Regions from separate parts of the Homo sapiens genome. Here region 2 is linked to region 1. A link is an interaction called in ENCODE POLR2A ChIA-PET data of the cell type or tissue named here. Cell type or tissue: MCF 10A. All regions are shown on one strand. Links, peaks and the distances in the headings refer to the core of each region. The heading gives the core; the rest is flanking DNA.

The links. Peaks named below come from ENCODE experiments on the same cell type or tissue, not always from the same donor. Only the 100,000 strongest peaks of a DNase experiment are listed, where the experiment ranks them.
Region 2: POLR2A ChIA-PET joins it to region 1 with 5 read pairs; 3 of 35 experiments call an interaction of 5 or more read pairs at or near these places.

The regions. Positions count from the first base shown.
Region 1 is chr13:52,456,550-52,464,684 of GRCh38, reverse strand. CKAP2 (cytoskeleton associated protein 2) reads right to left here. Exons shown (of 9, transcript NM_018204.5): 2 at 8,078-8,135; 3 at 3,711-3,786; 4 at 2,759-3,627; 5 at 2,118-2,322. Among named protein-coding and RNA genes, the nearest start is that of CKAP2, 5.1 kb to the right of the region's middle. In MCF 10A, for the core only: no CTCF peak of the experiment used is centred there; a DNase peak (open chromatin) is centred at 4,764.
Region 2 is chr13:52,924,683-52,929,999 of GRCh38, reverse strand. No RefSeq gene overlaps it. Among named protein-coding and RNA genes, the nearest start is that of PCDH8, 79 kb to the right of the region's middle. RefSeq lists an enhancer at 4,017-4,517. In MCF 10A, for the core only: no CTCF peak of the experiment used is centred there; DNase peaks (open chromatin) are centred at 2,859 and 3,839.

The DNA of each region.
Region 1 (8,135 bases), core at 3,337-5,836:
GAATATTGTTCTGGAGCTGATTATTATACTCCATAGGATTTTGGTCCAAATAGCAAAATTCTGCAATAAATTCAAAAACATGATGATGTTGGCTTAGATGAATGGGATTGTTTTTTTTTTTTTTTTTTTTTGAGACGGAGTTTTGCTCTTGTTGCCCAGGCTGGAGTGCAACGGCACAATCTCGGCTCACTGCAACCTCTGCCTCCCAGGTTCAAGCGATTCTCCAGCCTCAGCCTTCTGAGTAGCTGAGATTACAGGCACCCGCCTCCATGCCCAGCTAATTTTTGTATTTTTAGTAGAGACAGAGTTTTACCATGTTGGCCAGGCTGGTCTCAAACTCCTGACCTTGGGTGATCCGCCCGCCTTGGCCTCCCAAAGTGCTGGGATTACAGGCGTGAGCCACCCCACCTGACCAGATGAATGGGATTTTTTTTTTGAGTATTTTAGGTAACTTAATCTGTGATAATAATGACTCACACAGTATTTGTGTTGCTAGTCTTTGGTAAAATGTGTAATGAACGTAAAAAATAATGTGTAAATATAATGAATAGATGTAAGAAACAAAATATTAGAAGCAGTAAGTAAATATCACCTCAGTGTATTACATATTAATTAGCTCAGAGAAATCAAATATTTGTAATTCAGTAAAAAAACCCAATTATCCCTTTGATACAGGTTGAGTATCCCTAATCTGAAAATCCAAAATCTGAAATCCAAAACTTTTGAGTATCAACATCACAATGCAGATGACCATCATTAACACTGCAGAAAATGTACCTACAGGCGACAAGGTGAAAGTATGCAACAGGCTTACTGAAGAACTAGAGCAGCATTTATCCAGAACAGAAAAAGAAATCATGTCCCTTTATAAAATCAAAGAGAAACTTCTAAGACAAAAACCATTGCTAATGAGGCAGATGACTCTGAAGTAAATATCTTAAAAAGCCACCCAGCAGAATGCCTCCTTATCCCTAGAGAACCCACTTCCTGGTCCCTCAACTGCTTCTGGTGTTTCTTCTCACCTAAAAAAATAAAACACGGTGTAAAATACCTCTTAATTAAACACAACATCATAGATGGAGATTGAAAACGTGCTGCTGTTTGTTGTTGCTATTGTCTAACAGCTGATACAGGCGTTCTGATGATGCTACTGTGCTGCTTAATTACTCTGAACATATTTTTCACTGTATTAATGTGTCTTTTTTTAAACTGTTAATTAATTATGTGTGAATAAATGTAAGAGAATAATTGCTTATTGGTAGCATGGAAATTCAGAGTGAGGAATGATGGTGTTGCCAAACAACCAGACTGTCCCATGGGTGGCTGACAAAGTGACACCTTTGCTTTCTAATGGTTCAATGTATACAAACTTTGCTTCATGCACAAAACTATAAAAAGTATTCTATCTTTAGGCTACGTGTATAAGCTGTATATAAAACATGAATGAGGCCGAGCGCAGTGGCTCACACCTGTAATCCCAGCACTTTGGGAGGCCGAGGTGGGTGGATCACATGAGGTCAGGAGTTTGAGACCAGCCTGACCAACATGGTGAAACCCTGTCTCTACTAAAAATACAAAAAATTAGCCAGGCGTGTGGTGCACACTTGTAATCCCAGCTACTCTGGAGGCTGAGGCAGGAGAAGGGCTTCAACCCAGGAGGCAGAGGTTACAGTGAGCTGAGATCACACCACTGCACTCCAGCTTGGGTGAGAGTGACTGTCTCAAAAGCAAACAAACAAACAAAACGTAAATGAACTTTGTGGATCTCATCCCCAAGATAACTCATTATGTATATGCAAATATTCCAAAATCCAACAAAAAACATCTTCAATTACTTCTGGTCCCAAGCATTTTGGATAAGGGATACTCAACCTGTATATTTATATGAACTCAATGCAAAATGTAGTCAGTTAAAGGCTAATAAGCTCACAATTAATGAATGAAGCAGTGTATCTCGCAATTAAATAATTGTTAAAATAACCTCACAGTTAATGTTAAGTCAACATAGTATCACCAACATCACCTGGTCAAAAAGACTGACAATATAATTTAATGAAATAATGCTTATGAAGGTAATTTGCAAACTATAAAATGCTAAGCAAATATAAAGACTCTACCTCATTAATCAAGTTCAGGCATTCAGAAAATGTGTTGTTTACTTTTTCAGTAAATAATCTTTGTTCATCTTCTTCTGCCATGGTAGTCCAAAAAGACCCAACTGGTTTTTCATTTTGTCCTGCAGGCTCATGCTGAGTAACTACTGAATTAGGGGGCCTTTTTAGCACTCTTCCTTTGCCAGCTTTCCACTCACTCAGACGAGCTCTATAGTTAGAAGCAGATATAAACGTTACTTTGAAATTGCTGACAGAACTCTGTCAAATAAAGTTAAAAGAAAAAATCATATTTTTAAGTAATCTTACTTTAATGGCATATATAGTTCACAAGCTTGAAGAAATATTAAACATATCAACGTCAATTATGCTCAATGATTCCATGAATGCATTTTTTGATTTGAGATTATAAAGTATTTCCCAATTATTATTAAGCATTTACCTTAGATTTTAAAAAGCAACCTTATAAAACATACTCAAACACAAAAACTTTTAGGTCATATTGTTCCACAATATAAATTTGCCTGCATATGACAGAAGAGAAACCATGAAAGAAAATTCTAATGCAGTCAAGGAAATTATAATCCAAATCTACAAACAGTACTTTATTGAAAACTAATGTAATAAAGAAAATTATATCTACTTACTTTCTCTCTTCCGAGGTTTCTTTGGGCTGAGCTGATCTACTATCAACAATTGCTTTTCCTGCAGTATGTCTTCGCTGGTCAACGGGCTCTGACTTTTCCATCAGTTTATCATTAGACAATGAAGCAGGCCTGGCTATAACTTCAGATGCTATGGATCTTGATAGAGTCTTATTTCTTATTATACCTTGAGAAGAACTGGTTTTGACACTAGATAAAGCTGTTTTTGATTGTAATAGTTCTTTTTCATGAGGCCCTTTCCGGATTGTAACATTGGCAGAAGTTCTACTGATGCCTTGTTTCACAGTGTCCCGGGTATTACTGTGATGACTTCTAATAGGAGGTCGCACAAGTTGTGTGTTCTGAGATGTAGTGCTCACAAATTTAGTAGTGGCAGTCATATTGGAGGATCTATTACTTTTCACTGTTACACTGCTGGTGTTTACAGGCTGAGGTTTTGTGGCTTTAGGTATAGTGGCTGAAAGTTTCTTTGTTGCTGCAGAACTCTCATCTTTGACTTGTAGAGGTTTTCTAAATGAATTAATCTTAGACTGAACAATCTGGCCACGATAAGATCCAAGCACAGGTTTCTTGGGCATGTTAGCATCTTGCTTTTGTTTTTCTGTAGTCATTTGTTTCTTTTTACTATTGTTTTTAAGGTGAAATGCCTGGCTTAATGTCATATGTTGACTTTGGGGATCATCTTCAGTTAGTAACAAATGCGGAGTTTGATTACTATCCTTAGGTTTATGTGTGTCAATTACTACAGTTGAATTGGTTAGTTCATTTGAAGGTTTTAAAGGAATACAATGTTTCCCCACCACTGTATTATTTTTGCTCTCTGCAGGTCTCTTCATGTTTTCTTTATCAGCCTGAAAGAATTATTTAAGAAAAGTGTTTAGGAAAGGCAAAATGGAAAAGGGGACAGTTTAAGAGTGCTATGTCCACATCTTACCATTTTTGTTTTAAGTTTCAGCACTTTAGTCCCTTCTTGAACTTGGTCCTCAGATGTCACAACTCTCTGATCTCTACTACTTAAAAACAAACAAACAAAATGATCAATCAATCCTGTACCAAGGAGGCTTCCTTTTGGGGAGGAAGAAGAGGGCAATGTTAACAATTAACTGACTTACTAATTTTAAATTTAAAAAAGACCTGAGTTGAAATTTGTCCTAAGCGGCCAGGCGCGGTGGCTCATGCCTGTAATCCCAGCACTTTGGGAGGCCGAGGTGGGCAGATCACGAGGTCAGGAGATCGAGACCATCCTGACTAACACAGTGAAACCCCGTCTCTACTAAAAATACAAAAAATTAGCCGGGCATGGTGGCGGGCGCTTGTAGTCCTGTAGTCCCAGCTACTAGGGAGGCTGAGGAAGGAGAATGGCATGAACCCGGGAGGCGGAGTTCGCAGTGAGCCAAGATCGAGCCACTGCACTCCAGCCTGGGTGACAGAGAGAGACTCTGTCTCAAAAAAAAATAGTGTAAACAAATGGCTGAGGAATTTAAAGATATTTTCTAAAAGTCCTAACACTCTCTGCCCATAGAATTTGTAAATACTTAATAATCTTATTTCAAATCATTCTCAAGTCATTCAAACAAGTCTTCAAATAACCTTTAGTAAGTAATACCTCCTTGGGTTAGTTTTAAGTACTTAGTAACAGATGTACTACATTGAAAATACTTTTATTAAAGAGCCCTCCCAGAAGTGATCCAAAAATTACCATATGCCATTCACAGCTTAATTTATATTAGGATACATTAAGAATATGCACTGCTGGTTGTGGTGGCTCATGCCTGTAATAGCAGCACTTTGGGAGGCCGAGGTGGGGGGATTACTTGAGCTCAGGAGTTCGAGAGCAGCCTGGGCAACACGGCAAAACCCCATCTCTACAAAAAAATAAAAAATTAGTTGGGTGTGGTGGTGGGTGCCATAGTCCCAGCTACTTGGGAGGCTGGGGTGGAGGACTGCTTGAGCCTGGGAGTTGAGGCAGTGGGCCAAGATCCCGTCACTGCACTAGAGGCTGAGTGACACAGAATGAGATCATCTCTCAAAAAAAAGAACGTTAGTTTCTAGGCGGTATTGCAAAGAAAATCCCTCCTCAAGAAACTGACTTAACTTATTTTTACAGCTATAAACTGGCTAAGGCAGACTGTGAGCATCTCTTAGCAAGTGATTTTAACAATTTTGTGTACTATAACGATAGGAAAAAATACGGTCAATTAGACATGCCATTGATTTTAAGACAGATCCTAAGTTCAGAGATCACATTAAAATGCGTGATCTCTCATTCTCTGAAAAAAAAAATGAGGCCAGGAACAGTGGGTCACACCTGTAATCCTAGCACTCTGGGTAGAGAAGGTGGGCAGATCACCTCAGGTCAGGAGTTTGAGACCAGCCTGGCCAACACGGCGAAACCCTGTCTCTACTAAAATCAAAAATATTGGCCAGGCATGGTGGCAAATGCTTGTAATCCCAGCTACCCTGGAGGCTGAGGCAGGAGAATCGCTTGAACCCACGAGGCAGAGGTTGCAGTGAGCTGAGATCGCGCCACTGCACTATAGCCTAGGCGACAGAGCAAGGCTCCGTCTCAAAAAAACAAAACAAAACAAAATATATATATATATATTTTACATTTGACATAATTTAGTAGTTAATAATTTTGCTTACATTGCCTTTCATATCTATTTGTTCTGTCAGCTTGGAGAAGGAACAGAACTTTGACACAACCTGTACTATACATTTTGAACAATGGTGAAGGAAGATCAAAATGTGCCACTTAACAGGGTATCTTAGTAGCTAACTGCCAGCTAACAAAACAAAACTCAGGATGACAAGAAGAACCCATCTTACTCACCTGTCCAGTGGGGAGACTTAATCCTATTCTGTCTTATTATAAAACTGCCCTCAGAAGGGTTATCGGAAATGAGTCTTAGGATATCTATACTTTAGAGATTGTAAAATATAACTGTTTAATTCTGAAAAGCTGCAACACAGGTTGGTTGTCTTATTTAATGATTCACTGCTGAGGTGATAACATTTAAATTGACATCTGTTTTCCTTTTTTTTTTTTTTGAGACAAAGTCTCGCTCTTGTCACCCAGGCTGGAGTGCGATGGCCTGATCTTGGCTCACTGCAACCTCCGCCTCCCAGGTTCAAGCGATTCTTCTGCCTCGGCCCTCCCCGGAATTACAGGCGCCTGACACCACACCCGGCTAATTTTTATATTTTTAGTAGAGACGGGGTTTCACCATGTTGGCCAGGCTGGTCTAGAACTCTTGACCTCAAGTGATACACCCGCCTCAGCCTCCCAAAGTGCTGGGATTACAGGCATGAGCCACTGCACCCAGCCAACATCTGTTTTCTGAAAGGAATAAATGTAGTACTTAAGCCACATGAAGCGTTTTAGAATTTTCTTTTCTTCCTATTAAGAGTATTATAAACCCCTGACCTTGTTGGATTCTTTATTTAAATAAGTGGTTGAGAGTCACTGTCTGAATCCATATTATCTCTACTTATTCCCTAGTAATTTCATTCCATCCTAAGGTTTTTAAGTAAATATCATCTGTATACTAATCAATTCCTGAGTTTATGCTTCCAGCCCCAACCCCTCCCCTGAACTTCAGACACACAATTATTTGGCATATCTGCTTGGATGTCTGGTTGGTACCTCAAACATAGTCAAAACAGAACTCCTAATTCCCCAGCTCCTCCTTCAGGCTTCCTATTTCAGTATACGGTTATCACCATTCATTTACTTATTCAAATAAAAAACCTAGGATCACCTTTTTGTCTTAAACAAAGAAATAAAAGATTTATTTGTGAAGGATAAACTGTTTATTCCAAACTAAAGCAACTTATTAATATAAAGTTAGAAATTATTTTTAAAATTTTAGAATGCCAAACTTACACAAAGTTGCAAAAATATAAACAGGTCAAAGAATATCTGTACACTCTTTACCCAGGATCCACCTATTGTTAAAATTTTTATCCCATTTGCGTTATCATTTCCACTCTCTGAATATGTGTGTGGGTGGTATATACAATTTTGTTTACCTGAGACAATTTTTTTTTTTTTTGAGACGGAGTCTCGCTCTGTCACCCAGGCTGGAGTGCAATGGCACGATCTCGGCTCACTGCAACCTCCATCTCCCAGGTTCAAGCGATTCTCCTGCCTCAGCCTCCCCAGTAGCTGGGATTACAAGCACCCACCACCATGCCTGGCTAATTTTTTGTATTTTTAGTAGAGACGGGGTTTCACTGTGTTAGCCAGGCTGGTCTTGATCTCCTGACCTCGTGATCTGCCCACCTCAGCCTCCTAAAGTGCTGGGATTACAGGTGTAAGCCACAGCACCCAGCCTAAGCCTGTAAGGATGTTATTACTGGTTATCCCTAGAGAGTGAGGGGACCTTTTGCCTTTCTGCTTCATCTACTTTCATGGGTTTTTGTTTTTGCTACAGCTATGTACTATCTAAGATATTTTAACAAAATAATAAAGATATTTCTGTGGAGGGTTGAGACTACAACTAGTAATCTCTAAGCATTTGGGAGGGCCACCCAACCCTTCCCTGATGAACTCCCCCATACACTGAGTAAAAAGCTTTGCTAAATAATAGAAAGACTGACCTTTGTGTGGTGTAAACAGTAAGTTGATAATCTAGTCTATGCACATACTTTGCTTTATAATTGTTTTTTTCTCTTAGACTGTGAATTAATTTACGTAGAAAACGATAATCTAGGCCGGGCGCGGTGGCTCATCCTTGTAATCACAGCACTTTCAGAGGCTGAGGTGGGCGGATCTCAAGGTCAGGAGTCCAAGACCAGCCCGGCCAACATAGTGAAACCCGGTCTCTGTTTAAAATACAAAAATTAGCAGGGAATGGTGGCACTTGCCTGTAGTCAGTCCCAGGTATTTGGGAAGCTGAGGCAGGAGATTCACTTGAACCCAGAAGGTGGAGGCTGCAGTGAGCCAAGATCACGCTACTGCACTCCAACCTGGCAACAGAGTGAGACTCTGTCTCAAAAAAAAAAAAATTAATAAAACGATGATCTAATGCTGCACCATCCAATAAAGTAGCCACTAGCCAATGTGGCTACTGAGTGCTTGAAATGTGGATAGACCAAATGGAAATGTCCTGTAACTGTAAAATAGACACCAGATTTTAAAGACGTTGTACCACAAAAAGACGTAAAATAATATGTAAGCAGTTTTTCTAAATGTGGCTACTAGAAAATTTAAAATTACAGATATGGCTTACTTTACATTTTCATTGGACAGATCTGATACAATTTTACAGAAGTGAAAAGAAATAAACTTGACCTTACCTGGATAACATCTCATTTTCCTGCTTGTATGCAAAAAGCGTTTTTCTTCTCAACAGAT
Region 2 (5,317 bases), core at 2,818-5,317, 470 kb before region 1:
CAGTCCCAGATGTGTGAAGCTGTTCTGTGAGTTCCTGTACCACCCTTAGAGTCGTTTTGTTGGCAAATGGTAATGAAAAGAGAAGGAGGAGAAAGAAACTGTGGACACTGAGGCATAAGCCACAGAGAGAAATCCAAGTACAGTCATCCCTCTGTATCTATGAGGGATTGGTTCCAGGATCCCCTGTGGGTACCAAAATCCATGCATGCTCAAGTCCCTTATATAAAATGGCATAACATTTGCATATAACCTACGCACATCCTCCCAAATACTTTGAATCATCTCTACATTACTTATAATACTGAATACAATGCCTACACATCACTTCATTTGCGTGGATTCAACATAATGCTCAGCACTAGGCAAATTCAAGTTTTGCTTCTTAGAACTTTGTGGAATTTTTTTCTGAATATTTTTGATCTGCATTTGGTTGAATCCATAGATGAACCCACAGATACAGACAAGTGACAGTACTCAGAATCCTCCAGACTCAAACATGGGTGAGGGCACGCAGATGTAGACAGGCTAGAATTTGCTCTTAGAGATCTTCAGGTCCCTAAGACCTGAAGTCCATCAGGGAACAGGGGTTATGAGGCTCTTTTGGAAACAAAGGGCCCACAGACATTTTCTAGCAAGCATTCTTTTTCCTTCCAAACCCATCAGAAGGAATGAGGTTGCATTGGTGTAGATGGATGCTGCTCTGTAAGGCTGGGGAGGAGTGCACTAAGGGAGATATGTCCCATGCCACGGAGACCTGCTGTGACCTCTCATGAACTCCAGGTGCCAGCCCTCTCTGCTTTTTTCATCTCTCATTCTCATCCTGACTCCAGCCCAGCCTGTAGTCCATGCTCAGTCATTTCCACATTAAGCCCCCTCACATCCTTTCAATCAGATTTATGTCGCTCTGCTACTTGCTCAGGTCCTGTTTTCATATCCCTCCTTTCCTTCCCTTCCACATACGTCGAAAGAGGTACTGGTGCTTCCACCGCCTCCCCACTCAATCTCCTTTTATCCCTTATTGCCTGTCCACCTGCCTCATCTCACACGGCTCAGGAACCATCTCCCAAATGCCATAGGAAAGACCTTTCCTCACTCATCCCTCTGACTTCCAGGCAGCCTTTGACCCTGCTGACCATCCTGTCTTCTTCAAACGTTCTTGGTTTGTCTGCCATTTTAGCAGCCTGGGTGTTCCCCACGTTTCTGAATGCTCCTTCTTGGTTGCTTTCACCAGTGTCTCTTTCTCACTCTCTAAATCTGAGGACTCCCCAAGGTCCTACCCTCAGTCTTCTTCTCTAGCCAGGTTCATTGCTTCACCTCTTTGCAGACGACTCACAGTCTGCCTCTGCATCTCTGACATCTTCCCAGAGCCCCAGACCTACATTTCTAGCTGACTCGTGGACATTCCCATCAAGATGTTCTAGTCAAACACGTTCAAAACATGTTCAACAGCATGTTCAACATCCAGGCTTCCCTTCAGCAGAGATTTGTGCGAAACAGATGCCAGGCAGTGGGCAAAGCACTGAAAATACAAAGATTAATAAGATCCAATCCTTGCCCTCAAGGCCTTCATAATCTAGTGGAGGAGACAGACTTATAATCAGGCAATTCTAAGAAAATGTGAAAATGCGGAGAGACACAAGATATTATGAGTGCATTGAAGAGAGGCACTTAAGTGAGAAACCTCACCCAGACTGAGGAGGAGGGAATCTGGAAGTTTTCTCAGAAGATAGGATGCCTGAATCAAGTTCTAAAGAATAAGTATGAAGAGATGATTAGGAGGAACTCTGAGAGCATAATTAGGCAGAATTTATTGACAGTATCCTGTTGATTGATTGTTCGTTGGCAGTGACAAACAGAAGTCAGGCATGATACCCAAGAGTCTAGCTCCACCAATCCCAGGTACCCAGTGCTCAAAATCTCAAAGCCATGCTGACTTCCTCTTCACCCCACCCCTCCCAATCTATAGTTCAAGAAATGACAGTCTCACAGATCACCTGAGGTCAGGAGTTTGAGACCAGCCTGACCAACATGGCGAAACCCCTTCTTTACTAAAAATACAAAATTAGACTGGCATAGTGGTGCCTGCCTGTAATCCCAGATACTTGGGAGGCTGAGGCAGGAGAATCACTTAAACCTGGGAGGCAGAGGTTGCAGTGAGCCAAGATCACACCATTGCATGCCAGCCTGGGCAAAAAGAGTGAAACTCCATCTCAAAAAACAAGAAAAAAGAAATGACACCCTCATGTTTGTCTGCAAAGCCATCCTTTCCCTGCCATCCTCTCAGCACAAGCTGCCACTGTGTTCTTGCCTATCTTTCACTCCACGGCATCCTGACTCTCCTCTGTCCTCAGTAGCCTAAGGAGCTCCTCTTTCTTTTTCCCCTCCTTCTCCTTCTTCTCCCTCTCCCTCTCATCAAACTGCTCTATTTACTCTCTTCTGAACATTCTCGCATCTGTGTGTCTCTGCTCAGGCACCTGTGCACCTGGAATGATCTTCTCCACCCATTGCCCTACCTAAAATAATCCTGTCCACACTGCAGAATAATATGTGTAATATTATATTGTTTTAGTAAAAACAAGCCCACCTATATTGTTTGCATACATAGATTCAAAGAAGAGGACAGGAGAGGAGAGGAAAAGAAGGGAGGGAAGAGAGGATAAAAGGAGAGGGAAGGAGGAAGAAAAGGAGGAAGGAAGGAAAGGGGACATGAATGGAAGGAGGGAAAAAGGACAGAAAGCGGGAAGTAAGTACATTTGTTTCCCATTGCTGCTATAGCAAATTACCACAAACTTGGCAGCTTAGAGATATAAATGTATCACCTTATAGTTCTAGAAATCACAGGTCTGAAATGAGTCAGCAGGAGGGGAATTCCTCCAGTTCTTTCTGGAGGCTCCAAGGGAATAATCCATTTTCTTACCTTTTCCAGCTTCTAAAATCTGCTTCTAATCCCTGGCTCACGGCCCCATCCTCCATCTTCAAAGCCAGCAGTGCAGCACCTTCAAACCCCCAAACCTCTCTCTAACTCTGACCTCTCCAGCTTCTCTCTTTTAGTTATTTATTTATTTATTTTTGACACAGGGTCTTGTTCTGTTGCCCAGACTGAAGTGCAGTGGCATGATCATGGCTCACTGTAGCCTTTACCTCCCCGGCTCAAGCGATTCTCCTGCCTCAGTCCCTAAGTAGCTGGGACTAGAGGCCCGGATAATTTTTGTATATTTGGTAGAGACAGAGTTTTGCCATGTTGCCCAGGGTGGTCTCAAACTTCTGGCCTCAAGTGATCCACCCACCTTGGCCTCCCAAAGTGCTGGGATTACAAGTGTGAGCCACCGCACCCAACTTCCCTCTGACAAGGACACTTGTGATTACATTTAGGGCCCACCTGGGTAATTCAGCATAATTCTGTCCATTTCAGGATCCTTCACTTAATAACATCTGCAAAGATTCTTTGCCATATAGGGTAATATATTTAACTTCTGGGGATTATGACGTGAACATCTTGGCAAGGCGGGGCATGGGGGTGCATTATTCCGTCTACCACAGGGAAGGATGGAGGAAACGAGGGAAGAAGAAATTCTATGCAGGACTCCTCCTCTGTGACATTTGTCCTGAGTTTTCAACTGTCTGTTCTCTCGTCCAACTCTGAACCCTAGCCACCCTTGGTCTTCTCTCTCCTGTGGTTCTCAGAGAAGCTAGAATTTAAGGTCCTTGAAGCAGAAACTGTCCCTTTCTCATCTTTGTTTCCTCTGCTGCCACTCGCCAGGCCTCTTGCGTAACATTGGCTCAATAATATTTGTGGAAATGGATTGAATTGTTGAAAACACAGCTCCCCTGCCTGGACATGCCCTTGTGGCCTAGGCTGACAGCCTTGAGATTACTGCCTAATGAATCAAGCTGCTGAGCCTGGTCCAGCTGTGCCTTTCAGAATGTGTTCGGGTTTGCTTTGCCAAGTGCAGATTATTGCCCCTGTCACCCGCTTTTCAAGACCCTGAGCCGCCAAGCCGAGGCGGGCAGGACCACCTGATTGGAGAAGCAGCTGCAGAGGCAGCCAGCGAGACGTGGCTTCGGCTCACCTGCCTTGAGTGACGTGAAACATAATGCCGGTCTCCAAAGCTGCCAGCTGCAAGGCTGCAGAGGCCCGAGGCAGGGTTGTCACCACTTACCTGACTGGTTCCATATGGCCTCTCCCCATCCCACTCCTACCACCCCTGTTGACCTGGTGGTGGTGATGTTTTAATAAAGATGTGGCTGTATGTGCTCAGAGGTGGTTGGAGGTCTTTTTTTTTCTTAATGAGACAAGAACGTGTACAATTCCAGAAACATCAGATCAAGCGTGATTGTGAACATTTAAGAGGAGCCTGTCTCACACAGAGGCCAAAGATGTCTGGTTTGAGGATCACTGGAATCTGGCCCATAATGAGTTCAAGGGAGGATCCCCAAGGCTGGCACAAGACAACTGGCTAATGGGGCTGCCATCTTTGGACAGGGCTACAAAGAAAGCCTCATGGCATCCAGGAGGACTTGAAAAGGAAGCTGCAGGGCAGCCCCTGTGACGCTGGGCACAGCTCCCAGGATAGAGGAATGAAGGCCTCAGGAATGAGGAAACACAGCTGCCAGGCTGCAGCTGTTCCCATCCGTACCTCCCTCTGATGGCCTCACTTTCCTTGCTCCCCACAGAGGGTGAAGTGCTTTCACCTGGGCTCTCTGCTCCTCTCTCTCTCTGGATCCTTCTTCCTCTGAGAGTGAAGAGAGAAACCAGGTCCGGGAGTGATGAGTGTGGTGAGGCTCTTCTAAAAGCAAAACTTTCCCATGTGTCTGTGAATTATCCATTCATTCATTCACTCAATAGGCACTGAGTTCCTCTGACGAGCCAGGAGCTGCTTGGGTGCTGGGAAACTGCAGTACACAAAGCAGGCATAAGATAACTAAGATAAATAAGCGAAATGGATAGCATGCAGGATAGTAATGACTGCTGAAGAGAAAGATAAAGCAGAGAAGATGGAGAGGAAATGTGGAGAGGGCTGCAATGTTAGCTGGGTGCGGCCAGGCACTGGTAGGCCCACACTGACTTCCCTAAGCAAATGCTTTTAGAATCAGTGTGAATCCATTTCACTTTCCTAATCTCTGAATCCCACTGCTCCCAAAGGTTTGCCTTCCAGCTTTTGCCTCTCCTCCCAGTTTCATGCCTGCACCACTGTATTCCTGCTGCCTGGGAATTTGCTCCTCTAGATTTCAGTAACTGGAATTACAATCAGCCTGAGCTGTTTGTAGGAAAGCCAGAGCACCCGGTCTGAGTTCCACCCTCAGAGGAGCCAGGTGG